Linked DNA regions of Homo sapiens: region 2 is linked to region 1. The links are chromatin loops, found by intact Hi-C in ENCODE. Cell type or tissue: PC-9. All regions are shown on one strand. Each heading gives the region's core, and the rest is flanking DNA. Links, peaks and the distances in the headings are about the cores only. Region 1 overlaps MYO1E (myosin IE). Region 2 overlaps MYO1E (myosin IE).

Region 1 (8,333 bases), core at 154-8,153:
TGGCATGGGAGGACTTCTTAGCATGGGAAGACCTCCTATGCTAAGAACCCCTAGCCTAGGTCCCACTGACGGAGGAGATGCTGACGGCCGGCAGAGGAGCCCTTCTGCCGAGAGGAAGCCAAGGTGCTGCCGGGAGGAGCAAGGGCCCTTCCTGAGGCCTTGTGGAAGCAAACACCACTCCCCACTGCCTGAGAATTGGAGCGAAGAGAGCATCTCACGATGACTCCAGGGCTACAGAGAATGGAGACCAACTTGCACTCCCTAAGGAAGTCCCAAAGAAACTTCCCTTTCAGGACCCTCTGCTCAGGGAAATGGGTGAGGCCTCCAACCTGGGTGAGGTGGACTGGGGGACAGGGCTCTGAATCCTTGGCTCTACTGCAACAAGAGAAATTATTCTCTGAGGTGTTCCATATACCGGGTTCATTTCTAACACGTTTCGGTTACAAGAGATCTGGGTCCCCCTTGATTAGAGGAGCTGTCCGGAGGCAACCTTTTCTTGGTACCTTCTTCCTGACATATCAAGACTTGCTGAGACTAGGGAGTCTTCCCTTTGGGACAAAGGGAAATTCCATTCTCTTGATCATGATTTTGACAGCTGGGAAGCCCAGCCCGGCCTTCCTCCTGGCTGTTTGGAACAGCGGACCGTGATGCTGAGGCGAGAAGGGGCAGTCCTGCCTCTGCACCTCCACTACTCACCTGAGGGACACAGACAAGATCCGTTCTATCTCGATTTTCCGCTTCAGGACTTCTTTCACCAGGCCCTTGTCTGGGCCCTGTTTGACTTTTTCTCGTCCGATTAAGTACAAGCACTTTGGGGTAAGGAGCAGGTCTCGCTTTACACCCTGTAAGGAGAGGAGCTTTAAGAAGCTGGACAGGCCAGGCATGGTGGCTCACACCTGTAATCCCAGTACTTTCGGAGGCCGAGGCGGGTGAATCACCTGAGGTCAGGAGTTCGAGACCAGCCTGACCAACATGGTGAAACCCCGTCTCTACTGAAAATACAAAAATTAGCTGGGTGTGGTGGTGGGCGCCTGCAATCCCAGCTACTTGGGAGGCTGAGGCAGGAGAATCGCTTTAACCTGGGAGGTGGAGGTTGCAGTGAGCCGAGATTGCGCCATTGCACTCCAGCCTGGGTGACAGAGCAAGACTCCGTCTCAAAAAAAGGTGGACAGACATGGTCAATGTGATGACAACAATTCACACAGTGGACTGCTGTTACCAGGACAGGGGGAAGCTGCCTTGGACAGTCAATCTTCACTACTGTTGAGAGGCCATTCCATTCATCACATGACCGGGCCCCATGACAGTGAAAGAGGGCATTGTTCATGATTATTAGGATGACATGTAAAAAATGATGACATTTGACTCTTTTTGACTTAAAAACTGGCAAACTCATATGGAGTCACTTCACATATCAGGACAGCAGGTGTAAAGGGAAAGTCACCAACACCTGTGGTGAACTTAGCAAGGATGCACTACAGCATGTTTCTAAACAGGGGGCAGTGTCTGCATATATTTTCTTGGGAGTTCATAAAATTTTCATTCTAAAATACTGATATATTGTCATTTGAATGATAATTCTCAATAATCTAATAGAAATCTACTTGGGAATTTGTGGGTAACCACTTTATAATGAGTACCGCTGCGAGAGCTAAGCACCCCTGTGTGCATCCAGGGCTGCCGTCACAGCAGCTGGTGCCATGCACAGGTTGCAAGGAATGGTTTGGTTTTAGCAAAACATGCTTCCGTTGTTTATTTCGTTAAATTTTTTTCTTGACCTCCCCGCCCCTGGCAAAAAGCCAAAAGCTCTTAACGGGTCCATGAGCTTCTGAAGCTTCAGATTTTTCTATTAGGACCAAGACTTTATCAAAAGGTATCTAAAGGAGGAGGTGAAAAATCAACTGTTCCTCCTGTGGCTGGAAAAGCCTTACTTATCAGCCACTCTGGGAAAATGGATGAGGATACTCTGCAATATTACTTGATACTCTGAATCCTTTGATTCAACGATTTCACTCCTATCAATTTCTTCTAAAAATATTAGGAGACAGATAGATACACAAAGATGTGTGAAAAGATGCTCACTGAAGTTACGATAGTAAAAAAGAAAAACTCACTAAAAATTGATTCATGAGAAACTGGTTAAAAATAATAAAGCATCTGTCAAATGGAATACTATGCAGCCATGTAAAATAACTTATATTGCTAACTGTATTACTATCGAAAATTCTCGCATTATTTAAAAGACAAACAAAAAACCACTTCAGGACATAAAACAGCATGTAATGTATATCTCATTTTTTGTAAAACTAAATACGCAAATGTATGTTTTCATAAAAACATTCTGAAAGATATGGATATACACAGAATGTTAACAGTGAATGTTTCTGGGCATAGGTGCCTGTTTATCTTTTGGTTTACTGTATTTTCTCTAAATTTTTCTACAACGAACACATTCTGATTTGGTAACAACAAAAGCAAAATAACAAGTTATTAAAAAAATAAGGAATCTGTTTGGTGATCTCAGAGGCAGGCAGTTAGCACGTACCTTGAACCTCCTGTCATACTTGGTGACTGTGTCTGCGAAATCAATCTTCTCCCTCTTGCCCACGAACTGCTGGAGTTCTGGGTGCTCTTCCATCCCAATATAATCCCCTATAAAGTTCCTGTTAATACTGTTTCTCCTTCTCTCCTTCTTGTTCAATAAGAGGTCTGAGGCTACAATTCCCAAGAGGGTCAAGATGGAAGAAGGATAAGTCAGTCAGAAAAGGGAGGAAAATACTGTGGAAATATACAAAGAAACTCTAAATGATGCAATATTTTTAGCGTGACATTATATGCAAAATAAAATGGAACTTAAAACTTCACTTAAGCTCCAATTTACTCTTCAGATTTATTAAAATCAATGAAACAAAATTGCTAAAATACCTTCTTCTCTCATTTGAACGTATTTCTTCCGGGCCACGAATTTCCTCCATGATTTCTGTATCACTCGAGCATACCCATCATACTTTCTCTCTCTCATCTCTTCTAAAAGAAATAGCTGTGAATGGAGAGAAGACAAATGTGAGCCAAGCCCCAAGCCCCAATCCCTGAACAACACTTTTCTTGTTATTCCAGGGACCCTCAGTTTAGACAATGACACACACGGGAAGCAGCTTCTCTGATTCATGAACGAATATGTGAAACGCTTACTGTGGCATGTTGTTTATTCTCACTATAAAATGACCTATACCTTTTTTTCTTTTAATGGAAAACAATGGGAAATAGGAGAATCTGAGTGTATTCAGTTAGACCTTGTCCTGCCTTGCTACAGTCTCTGTGAGAATCGAATGAGCGATTCAATGCTTCTCCACTTATTCCCCACCTTGATCCAAAGAGTGTATTATTAGGAAGTCAGATCAAGTGAGTGGGTGGAGGCTGTTGCTGTTGTTTGGCGCGGCACTTCTGCATGCAGCCTCTAAACAGAATTTTCCAGTTTCTGCAGGAGCTGGGCTTGTGCTGCTGTGGAAGGAGGGCTGCCCTACTTTCAGTTCCAAGAAAATATAGACTTCCTGTCTCAGGATTCACCAATCTCAGGATTCACCAAGGACCAGCGGAGCAGAGGATAATAACCACAGTGACTGGAGCTGGACGTGAGGTGTGTTAATGAGGACTTGCATTTGCCCAGAAAGGCTGGGGCTGTTTAGGGACCACATCAGCCTCTAGCAGGTCTTGAGAGTCCGGCCATTTTACCAATGAATGCTGACAGCTGCGCCTCAACCAGGCCTTGGAATGATAAAGGTGACAGCAAACAGCTGTAGTGAGCCGAGTGCCCACTATGGGGCAGAAGTCACCCTAGATGATTTCCACACAGTTTCATTCAACGCCTCCACAGCTACATGAGCCGCATACTCTGTCATCTCTATTTTACAGATGAGAACATTGGAACTAAGACTGGGTGGGGCTAGAAAGTGAACCTAGGTCTTTCAGGCTCTGCCAGGCTCCTCCTCATTTAGACACGCAAAGCTTTCTCTGTAAATCTGCACTTGATCCACTTGTAAAATAGTAGGAAACCTTCTCATTTACCTTGAGAGTGGCTTACATGACTCTCTAGGAAAAAAATAAAATCAACCAATAAAAATCCAAAGTAAAGATGATGAACAGTCATTGCAAAAATGTTCCAGAAGTAAACAAGCCAATGTGGTTTGAAGGCAGCTGGGCTTGATTTGTTGTCTCTGTTTATCCGGGTGCATGCTTGGGAGACAGACCTATCCTCTCCTGCCACTCAACTTCTCTCCTCACAGATCCATCTGTGCAGAAACAACAACTCAAACTCCAAACACCAGGGGAGGGACCACGTAATTCCCCTGGCTTCAGTGCTGTAAACAATAGGCATAAGGACAGATTTCTAAACCCCAAGTGGAATGCACAGATTAGCAACTGGACAGAATGTTTAAAATCTGAGCCCTGCAGTTGCCTGTTGTAAGAATATCCATTGATATTTCTTATCTTGTGTATTGGGTTTCTGAGTAAGTCTTGTTTCCTTCTTCTTTCCCAGAACTATTTTGGGCGTATCACAGAAAATACACTTGTGACTCAGAGAAAGGATGAACAGGCAAACGATTCCCAACTTCCTAGAGACTATCTCAAAGATTCGCTGGATTTTAGATTTCTTTTTAAAAGCCCAGGGGGTTAGAAATTAGGGAGGTTCAAGAAAAAACCTTGATAACACAGATAAGGAGAGAATAAAAACCAAACCAAACCAAAAAACAACAACAGGAAAACACACAAAACAACCTTAAATGAGAAAAGCCAAAAGACATGGATACATTTAACAAAACAAAAACAAACCCTATGGTGTCTGATGTGGGTTTTGTTGTTGTTGTTGTTGTTTTCCGAGGCAGAGTCTTGCTCTGTCACCCAGGCTGGAGTGCAGTGGCGCGATCTCGGCCCACTGCAAGCTCTGCCTCCTGGGTTCACGCCATTCTCCTGCCTCAGCCACCTGAGTAGCTGGGACTACAGGCGCCCGCCACCATGCCCGGCTAATTTTTTTTGTATTTTTAGTAGAGATGGGGTTTCGCCGTGTTAGCCAGGATGGTCTTGATCTCCTGACCTCGTGATCTGCCGGCCTCAGCCCCCCAAAGTGCTGGGATTACAGGCGTGAGCCACTGCGCGCGGTTATGATGTGGGTTCTTAAAGCAAATAGGTAATTTTGTATATTCAGAACATTTACTATTAAGGTGAAACCACATGGTAGGTTTTCTTTTTCCTTTTTTTTTTTTTTTTCTTTTTTTTAGAGAAAGGGTCTTTCTTGATCTGTTGCCCAGGCTGGACTGCAGTGGTACAATCATAGCTCACTGTAACCTTGAACTCCTGGGCTCAAGTGATCCTCCAACCTCAGCCTCCTGAGTAGCTAGGACAGCAGGCGTGTACCACCACACCCAGCTAATTTTAAATTTTTTTGTAGAGAAGAGGTCTAACTGACTTGCCCAGTCTTGAACTCCTGGCCTCAAGTCATCTTCCCAACTCAGCCTCCCAAAGTATTGAGATTAGAGGCATGAGCCACTGTGCCCAGCCAGATTTTAAGAGTCAACTTTTGTGAAAGTATTTGCATGTCAGGGCTAGATGGGGATGTATGCGTTTGGGGCAGGGGAGAGAGCGGAGGTGATGGTGTGCGTGTGTGAGTGCATGTGTCAAAGATGGGGGAAAGGAGAGTCAAATAATGGTAATAACACAATTGAATGTAAGGCAAGGAAAAGGACAGCCAAAAATAAATCTTGATTTTGAATATAACCCCCTCCAACGCAACTGAAGCAGAAAAAAAAGTATTACAAATATTGAGGCTGTTTTAATTATATATGAAAACCTCACAAGTTGAAAAGTAACAGCGGGTATGAAACAAGGAGTTCTGCATTGTACCGATAAATCACTCCATCCCATTTTAGAAAGAACAGGAACTGTTCTGTGGGTTGCTTAATGGCGAATGACACAACATTTTCACTTTATATTTGGAAATGAAAATTCTTGTGAAGCTACAAATAACTCAAAGTAGAAAAATGCTACCACAAACGTGTCATAAATGGGTTCCATCTCTGTGTGCCGCTTATTTAATAATCTTGATGTCTCACAAAGCCATTCAGTTATAGCCATTATCATTCCTGAGTCTCAGGCTGATCCTACGAGGCAGGCAGAAACAGTGGCTATGGGGCCCACCTTAGAGGAGAAGAAAACTAATGGCAAGACTGGGATCTGCCTGAAGTCAAATGCTTCCCTTTTTACTGTGAGTTCCCATATGATTTCCCCTTGGTCTGATGACTGATTTCTGCCAAGTTCATCACTGACTCTTGAAATAGGTCTTGTGATGGTTAAGGGAGCCTTGAGAAACGATGATGCTGAGCCTCGGTTCCAGCAGTTTCTCCAGCTTAAAAAGGAATGAATGTCTTTATTCCGCAGCCCTGGAGCAAACTGGGCAGAAGAACTGAACAGAACTTCCTGTGGACATTCATGGGGCTCACTGACCACACTCTCATCAGGAAAGAAAGAAGTGTCTCTAAATGAAGCTGTAGCAGACTGTTTGTGAATTGTAAATGTGTATTATGAATGCCTTACTGGTAAGTACTGTGTTCTATAAACCAGAGATTTCTCCTCCCACCTATTTTCCCCCTCACAGTCCTTTCTAGGCTCCCCCACAGCCTTCTAGGTACAATCCTGGGAATTCCCACCCGGCACTCTGCTGCACCTTCCAGGAGGAATCCTGAGACTATGCGTAACTGACTTGGTGTCAACTAACCATGGGTGGGACACTGAAGTCCCTCTTTAGCTTAGACACTCTTAGAGATTAAGTAACTATTGAGCATTTTCTGTGTGAGGCTTTGGGTATATAAACACATATGGAACAAAGAGTCCCTGCCCTCCAGGAGTGTAGCAGCTAGAGAGGAGCGAGACAGTCAGCGAGGAAGGAGCCACTCTCTGATGCCCCTTTTTCTACCTGCTTAGTGCTCTGCAGGAAATGAACCGGGCAGTGATGGGCTATGGAGAGCAGGTGTTTAGGGAAGGACCCACTTAGACCAGGAAGGGAGGGAAGGCTTCTTTGAGGAGACAACATTGATGGCATGAAGCGAAGAATGAGAAAAAGAAGCCAGCTGAGGGGTGGAGCAGGGCTGGCGGGGGCCCCGCGGGAGGGAAGAGAGTGGAGAGCCAGCCAAGCACTCACAGACTCGGGGGCTTTGATGAACACTTTACTCCTCCCCAGCTGGAACTGGTCGCTGTCCATGTTGACCGACTGCAGCAGGTGCAGGACGCCTTGCTTCTCCTCTCCCTGCCAAGAAGGCCAGGTGGCTTTGGTCAGAATGGCATACCTGTGGGGACATTGGGGAGAAGAGAATCACACTTGGGCGGGACCGCACTGGTTTTCTACCCGGGCAAGGCAGCAAGAGCTCTGCTCTGAAGGTGCCCAGTGCTGCAAAGTTACTGATCATCTGTTTACCAGCGTTCGAAGGCTCAGGCGTGGACTGCGATGACTGCAAAAATCCCGAGTCTGGGATGCTCGTTCCCGAGCTGCCTCCTGCTTCTTTCCCTTTCCCAGCATTCCCACGTCAACACCCTGGTGAAAACCTGCGTACTCTTTCTACCACTGTCTGAAAATAGCATTGTGGAAGGCCACCAGGGGTGGTCTTTAGGCAAAAATCAAACGGTCTTGTCTCAATAATCATCTCCCCTGACTTCTTCAGGGCATTTAACACTTAATGCAAAGAGTTTTATAAAGCTCCTGCTAAACAGCTATTATGACAACTGTGTATCAACTTTCACCTTTGAAATTCTGTGCATCTGGGTCACGAGGCCCTTGGGATCTGGTCGTTGGCTGTTCTCCAGCCTCGCCTCTTCATTCTCACTTTGGCTTGCTGCATTTCTTCGAGAATGGCCTCTTCTTCATGCCCACCATGCCCTTTCCTTCCTCGGCGCCTCTGCCCCTGCTCTCCCCTCTACTGGTGTGCTGCTCCCCAAACTCATCACTCGGCTGGCTCCCGCTTGGGTGTCTCACCTTCAGTGACACTCCCAGACAGGCCTTCTTGGACCAAAAATCAAAAACTGCTCTCTTGTTAGTTTCTCTCATAGCAAGTACTATTTTTCCTTCAGAGCATGTACTCTAATTGGTAGTTATATTCACGGTGGTGTTTATTTGGTTAATTTATGCCTCCCAGATGAAGGTGAGAGCTCCAGGAGACCGGATGCCACATCTGTGTGGCTCCTGCTGTACATCCAGAGCCTTAAACCGTGCCTGGCACACAGCAGTCATAATGAACATTCCTGGCTAATGCGGATGGGTGCTCTCTCTGCATGAGGTGCTGTGATTG
Region 2 (8,333 bases), core at 132-8,131, 100 kb after region 1:
CCAGCTTTGCTACCTACAGACTAAGTTAAGTGGGGAAAAGCTACCTAAGCTCATGTGTCCCTGAAGTGACACAAAGTGACTTCTCTTTTCTCATTTGTAAAATGGGAGACAGACCCATTTCACAACGCTGCTGTAAGGATTAAATAAAATAATATGTGTGAAGTGCTAAACAGTGTCAGGAATACAGCACAACACACGGTTGACAGTCTCGGATGAGACTATCCTTCAACCATACTGTTGTGTTGAATTTGTCGGTGAAAATAAGCAACGACATAGAAACTTTCTAGTCTTGTTTTGCAAACTACATGACAGAATCCAGAAATGGAAAGAATATGTATCACACAAAGGCTATGTCACACGGTCATAATTTCTCAAGTCATCTAAATTACTTTCCCTTCATAAACTTATCACTGTCATACGTGTAATACTGGCTTTCCATATTCAAAAGATAGGCTACATTTTTATGACTGATCACTGCTCCAATAACGAGGATGTGGACAGGACAGACGAAACGAGATCACGGAACATGCCCAGGAGGGGAAGGCCTCATCCCCGCATGGCCCCCTTGGGTAGATGAAGCTGTGGCCCTCATCTACGTCTGGGATTTTTCAGCTTCACACCAGGGGCGGCCTCTGAACACTCTGTGGGCTGCAGGGCTTCCTTTCATTTGGCATTTCTGTAGTGGGGTCCCCCATGTGTTCAGCTACGTGACAAGTTCTTATGGCACACTTGGGGAGCTTAAAGTCCTATGAAGACACCTAGATAATGATGGAACAAAGTGACTCATGAGCACTTGGGGAGCTGAGCACTTGGGCAGTTCAAAGTCCCTTGAAGGACACCTAGATAATGATGGAATAAAGTGATTCATGCGTCAATAACAGTCAACATAAACACACACAAAATGGGTGTTCCAGGAGTGGAGGTTAGGCCACTTTGTCCTGGGAGAGGCAGAAGAAATGACTTCCCAGAAAAGGAGCCATTTGAAGTAGGTCTAAGATATTTAGAATTTGCCGGAGGAGACCAGAGGAGGAAGGACATTCATTATAATCTATGCCGGAGGAGACCAGAGGAGGAAGGACATTCATTATAATCTACACTTATCAGCAAAAAAGCTAATAAATATGAAGTAATGGCAAATATTACATGACAATATTGGAAGATCCTCCCTTACCTTCAAATGCTTGCATTCTACTGGGAGTGTCGCCAGTGGGTAAGTGCAGTGGGCACTGCACTGGGTGAGACTCGCCCCTGCCCCCTCCCTGCTCACTGCTCGGGGGACTTCGAATGAAGAAGAGAAAAATTCTAAATAAGGGTATCTAGAAAGGCCAACTGCTCAGACATCAAAACTAGGATGAAAAAAGGGAAAAGGAGGCTTTTTGAGAGGAGAAGATGACAAGAAACAAGATGGAAGCCATTCCAAATTTTATTTTAAAAATTTATTAAATGGTTTACTTTTTTTTCGATGGGAAACACAGATCCTTTGCTAAGAGCAAGTTCTAAGAAGCTCTGGGAAAAGCCATCTTTTAAAATCAGCCAAGAAGGAGCTACCACAGGAAAAGTGTACAGTGTCATGGGCTCCTGCTCTGGAAAGGGATTCTGGAAGGCCTGCCACCCATGCTGTCTTGCAGAAGGAAACTCTCTATATCTGGCATTCTCAGAACCACATACAGCATCAATTCTACAAAATTACCTCAGACCTCACCACTCCTTCTTCCTCTTGTGGCAAAGCAGAAAGAGAAAAAAGCACTGGCCACAGCATGACTCACTAGATTTCCATTGAATGCCCATGGTCTACTTCCAGCCAGATAATTCCCAGTGATTCCTCCTCTCCTCACCTCCCCACCTTTTCCAGCTTTCTGGGCACCCACGGTTACTCTGCACAGAAAACTAGGGTCCCAGAGTAACCAACCTGCAGATTGGTTGGTTGGTTTTTAACCCCCATAGACATCTAAAAATGGAAGCAGAGTTGAATAAAACACAAGGGCTGTTAATAAGTACTTATTCAACTTCTATAAAGGACAAGAAACAGAGAAGCTCTGTGTCATGGTGCGTATGTTTGTATTGATCCGAAGAAACTGCCTTCCTAGCGTAACCCAAGTTTGTCTCAGTATCAAACCCATTGGTCTTTCTCTGTCTCACTGCACAGAGACACATTCCTGACTGCCCCACCTCAGAGGCTGTTTCCTCCTTTTTCTCATGGTAGTTATTTCCTAGCAGAAAAGCACTCACGGTAGAGTTCATTGATTCTCATAGTTCCAAGTATCACTCGATACTGAAGATTCCTAGCCCCAGTCTCTAATGCTCAAAGAGGACTCATTTTCCAGTCTGCTGTCTATATAACAAGGTGACAGTGGTTACAATATGCAAAGGAATTAGTTATTTGATTTGTGGAGGGTGTTCTACTTACTACTGCAAGCAATCCTAGGAGAGAGGGGTTAACATTCCCATGCCATATAGGAGGAAACTGAGATCTCCCGACTAGTAAGTAGCAAAAGCCAAGATGTGAACCGAAGATTCGATGACTATGGACGCATCCAAACGTGGTTTCTTCACAGTCTCATACATGAATGACTGACTTATTGGATATTTCTACCCGTTAAGTTTAACATGACAATGGAATGACAGACTGTCTCCAAAACCAAATGTATCATTAAAAAGACATACAATTTTTATTCATGACCACCTCCTCTTAGCATTAGAGACTAAAACACCAAAGTTATTTTTGATTTGATACGTTTTTTATATCCAATAGGTCACATATCAGTTTCTGTATCTCTCTCTCCCTCTCCCTCTCTCTCTTCCGCCCTCCCTCCCTGTCTCCCTTCCCTGTCTCTCCCTCCCTCTGCCAGGCAATTATAGTTACATATGTGAACTCATTCAACCTTCACAACCATCCCCCCATACTATGTATTACTATCTCTATTTTACTGCTGAAAAAACTGTAAACTGCCCAAGGTTTTCTAATGGTAACTTCTGTCTTTAGTGACCACTCCTCACTATGCATTTATTCTCCCCACTCCCCTAAAAACCCACCCAGATGAGGCAAAGGGAGAGAGTAAAGAACCTGGAGGTGGGAGCAACTCAGAGCCTTTGGGAGAACCTGACCTGCCCAGATCGTCAAGGACAAGGTGGATCAATGAAAGCTGGGAAGCTTTAGCAGAGGGTGATATGGTTATCAGCAAAGCTGGAAACCAAACATGGATGTGCAGACCCTCAGCCCAGCCAGGGAAGCTGAAAAGTTCCCCACAGTGAAACAAAAACCATTTTCTGTTGCTGGGTAGGGGACAACAGAATTTGCTACTAGTGTGACTTGTCCAGAGGCACACAGCCTCTGCACACAGCCGCTGAATGCCAGGAGTTACATGGGCGGTGTGGTGGGGCATTGTTACCACGCACTATCCTACGCTCTAGGGAGCAGAGGCTGAAAGTTGTTCTAAGACACAAACTACCGCCCTAGAATTGTGAGAATATGCAATAGGGCTCTGGGGCAACTAACCCTTCGCACCCGTTTTGCCCCTCATTTCTTCCTCTACCCCTGCTGAGAGGCAGGGGCAGGTTTGGCTGCCATGTGTGCTGGGAGAGGGGCAGCAGAGATGGTTCCTCATCAGTGTGAGGGCAGCCATTCTCTTCAGAGGGCAAAGGCATTGTTTATTGGGCTACTACTTCATGACTCTCAGGCGAGCTTCATTTTTGAGTAATTCCCTTTTGCTCCCCCCACTAAAAATGGTACCATTTTAAACAGGTGGATACTCAGCAAGGTATTGCATTTTACAGCAGCTCCTGGTGAGCGCAGCACACTGTACAAAGGGAGGAGGGCAGTGGCGGGCGTGCCAGCTACGACATGAACGTAATAATAACAATAATGAAAAGTTACTCTTATCCCTGACACTTCCTACAAATTATGACGGAGAAATTTCCATTAGATAGAGATTGAGTGCAGACACTCTCAGATCCACATTCCGTTTCTAAGGATGACGTAGTTTATTAAAAAGCAGTTGATTCATGTGCAAGTTCTGGAAAGTAGGGTACGCCCCTATCCACATAATAGCCTGGTTTGTTGCTAACATTTAAGAGGTGGAACCCAAACACCAGAGTCCCTCACACACAGGAAGAACTCGGCCTTGAGGCTGGGAACCTCAGATGGGTGATTCCCTGACTGATTTTTTCAAAGGTGGAACCTCACTGACTGGTGTCTGTTTACCAGGGTGGGGACCAGGAAGAGCAAAGGTGAGTCAGCATACACAGGAAGGATTATTCTCTCCTGAAAGTCCACCTTCATTGCCCAGGAGACAGCCCCAGGGTAGGCCTGGCCCCACGCGGCAGCGGTTCTGCAAACACTTCATTAGTGTCCCAGGGAGCACTGTTCTTTGATGCATCTGGGAGAAAGGAGGAGTTACCCATATACTTGGTAACCACTATCTTCAAATGCCTTCAAATGCCCAGAAAAGGGAGACAATTAAGTGTGTTGTGTAAATACAACAAGGTCCCCCACCCCGTACAGGGCAGTGGGGAGGAGGTGACCATCAATACTCTTACAAACTTCTACAAAGAGTAAACTGCACAGTATTTTTAGGTAGCAATTTAGAAATCGGTATTGAAATTTTAGACACACAGACCAATATATAAACATAGTTAACTAAATAAAAATCAAAGTCTGGGCCAGGCGCGGTGGCTCATACCTGTAATTCCAGAACTTTGGGAGGCCAAGGTGGGCGGATCACAAGCTCAAGAGATCAAGACCATCCCAGCCAACATAGTGAAACCCTGTTTCTACTAAAAATACAAAATTTAGCTGGGCATGGTGGCATGAGCTTGTAGTCCCGGCTACTCGGGAGGCTGAGGCAGGAGAATTGCTTGAACCCAGGAGGCGGAGGTTGCAGTGAGCTGAGATCGGGCCACTGCACTCCAGCCTGGCAACAGAGCAAGACTCCATCCCCCCACAAAAAAAAAAAAAAAAAAAAAAAAACATCAAAGCCTCATCCTCTTTGAGCCAGCAACTGTATTTTTTAGGAAACTACCTCAAGATACACCTGCAAAAGATACATGTGCAAGGTTGTTCACTGTAGCAAAGTTTGTAATAGGGAAACAGAAGCATCATTAAGGGACTGATTAGAATACAGAATGCTCTGCAAAGGAGTACTTTGCAGTCATTAAAGGAACTTGCATGTCCTGATATGGAAAGAGCTTGAAGATACTGTTTCATTGAAAGAGTAGTCAATATGTGGAATACATATGGAATTACTGAATTTGTGTAATTTTTTTAAAACGGCATGTTTGCTATAATTGTTTTGTTGGTACTTTTGGGGAGAAGACCTGGAGTTTTAGGAGAAATGTAACCTTTATTTTCCATTTTAGACCTTTCTGTACAGTTTACATTTTTTAATCATATGCATGTGTTAGTAAAATCTTAAAATAAATAGAAACATCAATATAATTGAGCATTTTCTGGGTTGCTGTTGGGCACTGACCAGGCTCTCAAAGTCAAAAGCCAGGACTGTCCTAAGACTGGATTCTATGCTAAGTCCAGGTTTGAAAGGTGATTGGAAGACGCTGTGTGGACAGTAAGATAGTATCATGTCTGAGCCATTTAGTTGGCCCATGAGCACAACAGGACAGCAGATTTGATTTCAGAAAACCTGGGACTAGAATGCCCCCAGTGTTATAAGTAGATCACCCTGAGAAGCAGATAAACCATATTCTTACGGTGAACAATGGACAATGGGTAACACTCTGGCCTGCAGTCAAACTGAGCTTGTTTTGTAATGGGATTTTTCTGTCTCCGTGAGTAATAACAGGAAAGGGACTACCTATTTTAATTTTAAGACATTCTGGAATTCCACCTTTTACATTTCTGCCATTTTACTGGACTGAAACATTTACTTCCACTGCAAATGATGAAAAATCAACCAAAAATATTTGTCTGTCTGCTACATACAAGGCACTGGGCTTGCAAACTGGTCTACAAACCAGCATTGGGCTTGCACTTTATTTCAACTTTATGAAATTTAAACCCCTAATATTTTGGTGATGGGAAGATGTGTCTCTGAAGCAAGTATGTGTGTGCTGGACTTCAGTGCACAGAGTACAATATGAGGAAAAAGTGTTCCTGAAACAGTGCATGGGGGACAGGGTAGTCAGTAGCCAACAACCCACTCTCAACCCCTTACACTCCTAGATAATTGGAACATTTACTGAAACCAGAAATACGTGCCAATGCTTTTTACATAATTATCTCATTTAATTCTCACAACACTTGCAAGACACAAGTATTATAATTTCTGCACTATTTTACAAATGGAGAAACTGAAGCTTGGGGTCATAATGTACCATGTTGCCTCTGCTTGGAGTGGGTGGAAAAGTGCACTGAGGGGGTGGCACGTGAGGCTCGGGGAAGGGAATACTCAATGAATATGGAGTATGTGCTTATTCATAAAGTTTCATCCATTTAAATATATGTGACCATACCACAGATTCATTATTTGTGTAGCATTTTCACATACACGTGGTCTCCTTTCATCCCTGAGACCTGACACAGGGATTTCTGACTTCCTTTTCTCTGCTCTTTCTGCGATACCAAAGCTCACTTCCAATATCATCGTTAAGTCCAAGTGTAGACACAGGCTCCAGGTCTACTGTGGGTCCAGTGATCTCTTAGTCAGTGGTGCCTGGAATCAACCTTCCTAGAAGAGCTGGCCCCCGGTGGAGAAGTGTTCCACCACTAGAGCAAACATATAATGTATCATTCAGCCCGGGACACTTTTGATGCAGAAGAGAGTGTTGTTAATGATAAAGCTGGAGGAAGGCACATAAACTGGGACTGTCTCAGGCTGCTAGGTTGCATCTGTGACCAACTTGATCTCAAAAAAGCCAAGGACAACTCTCAAAGACTAGCCCTCCCAGCCAAGACCCTGTGCCACTTAGCCATAGGGTGTCACACAAATCAGTCAACCTCTTGGAGCCTGTCCCCTCCTCAGCAAAAAGGGGTTCATAACACTACACTCCCCCCTGGGCCACTGGGAAGATCAAATAAGACTGACCATCAAACCACCCCCAATCCTTTTAGGGGTAGAGCTGGTTTTACATGATGACATGATCCAGTGCATGGAAGGTGCACACCAAGCCAGCAACATTGGCTGAGTGGGTTAGAAGGGGGAGGGAAAAAAAGGTTTGTTGAAAATAACAAGGGATGGTAAGGAGCCCCAATTTTGTTTTGATTGAACGTATGATAGTATTTATATGCACTATCTCTGTACAAAAATACAGTTGTTAAAATGTTGTGGTTGTTTATCTCAGTGTACTTTCTGCACTGTTTTATTTTTCTGAGTATGTATATATAAAATATACACACACAGAGCTGTTTTCATTGTGAAAAAAGTTAGATCAAATAAGATAATGGATGTGAAAGTCTTGCTAAGCAGAATGAAATATATAAATGTCTGACACTGTTTTCCATATTTTTTATTATTTCATGTCAACTCAGTCTCCAATTCTTTTTGTTTATTCCAGCTTGCAGATATAGCAAACTTTTTTTAACAATAGGCTCCCAGAAAGAAGAGACACGACAGCTTTCTTTTACTTTCTCTGCCTGAAATGTCAATCTCAAAAGGATCATTTTCTATATCAATGAACAGTTCAAAGATAAGATGTTGTAAATGAACAGTTAATGTATTCCATCAACTCTAAGATGCATTCTTTTTCACATTTTCACATTTTGAAATTAGGATGTCTTATAATCAACTGGACGCAGCAGCTCATGCCTGTAATCCCAGCACTTTGGGAAGCCAAGGTGGGCAGATCACTTGAGGTCAGGAGTTCAAGACCAGCCTGGTCAACATTGTGAAACCCCGTCCCTGCTAAAAATACAAAATTAGCCTCGTGGTGGTGCACTCCTGTAATCCCAGCTACTCCAGAGGCTGAGTCAGGAGAATTGCTTAAACCTGGGAGGCAGAGGTTGCAGTGAGCTGAGATCGCGCCATTGCACTCCAGCCTGGGCAACAAGAGCGAAAGTCCATCTCAAAAAAAAAAAAAAAAGGATGTCTTATAATCAATGATGTGTTATAGCTTAACTGGCAGTTTTTTTTTATTTTTCAATACTGTAAATAAAATAATGATGCTCCTTTTATAACCAGTAGCATCTTAGGTGTGATATATTCTGGCGCATGACATTTACTAAGGGCCAGGTACTCTTCAAATATCACTGTTTAATATCATCACAGATGAAAAAATATTATAAAAATTTTGATTACTCTGGAAGCATTGTACCAAATACTAATCTCACGTCAGGAACTGTGTAGTGGCTTTACTGGTGAGGCTGATGATCACCCAGTTTTAGA

Evidence for each region. Peaks named below come from ENCODE experiments on the same cell type or tissue, not always from the same donor. Only the 100,000 strongest peaks of a DNase experiment are listed, where the experiment ranks them.
Region 2: it touches region 1 in a loop (2.9-fold over the local background); 3 of 110 quality-filtered maps call a loop at or near these places.

Annotation. Positions count from the first base shown.
Region 1 is chr15:59,171,201-59,179,533 of GRCh38, forward strand. MYO1E (myosin IE) reads right to left here. Exons shown (of 28, transcript NM_004998.4): 19 at 7,193-7,337; 20 at 2,926-3,040; 21 at 2,546-2,715; 22 at 697-842. It overlaps MIR2116 (microRNA 2116), which reads right to left and starts at 62; the gene lies at 1-62. In PC-9, for the core only: CTCF peaks have their summits at 1,521 and 3,869; no DNase peak of the experiment used is centred there; H3K27ac peaks cover 3,638 bases.
Region 2 is chr15:59,272,608-59,280,940 of GRCh38, forward strand. All of the region lies in intron 1 of MYO1E (myosin IE), which reads right to left. Among named protein-coding and RNA genes, the nearest start is that of LDHAL6B, 70 kb to the left of the region's middle. In PC-9, for the core only: no CTCF peak of the experiment used is centred there; DNase peaks (open chromatin) are centred at 1,734, 2,110 and 4,154; H3K4me3 peaks cover 510 bases; H3K27ac peaks cover 7,835 bases.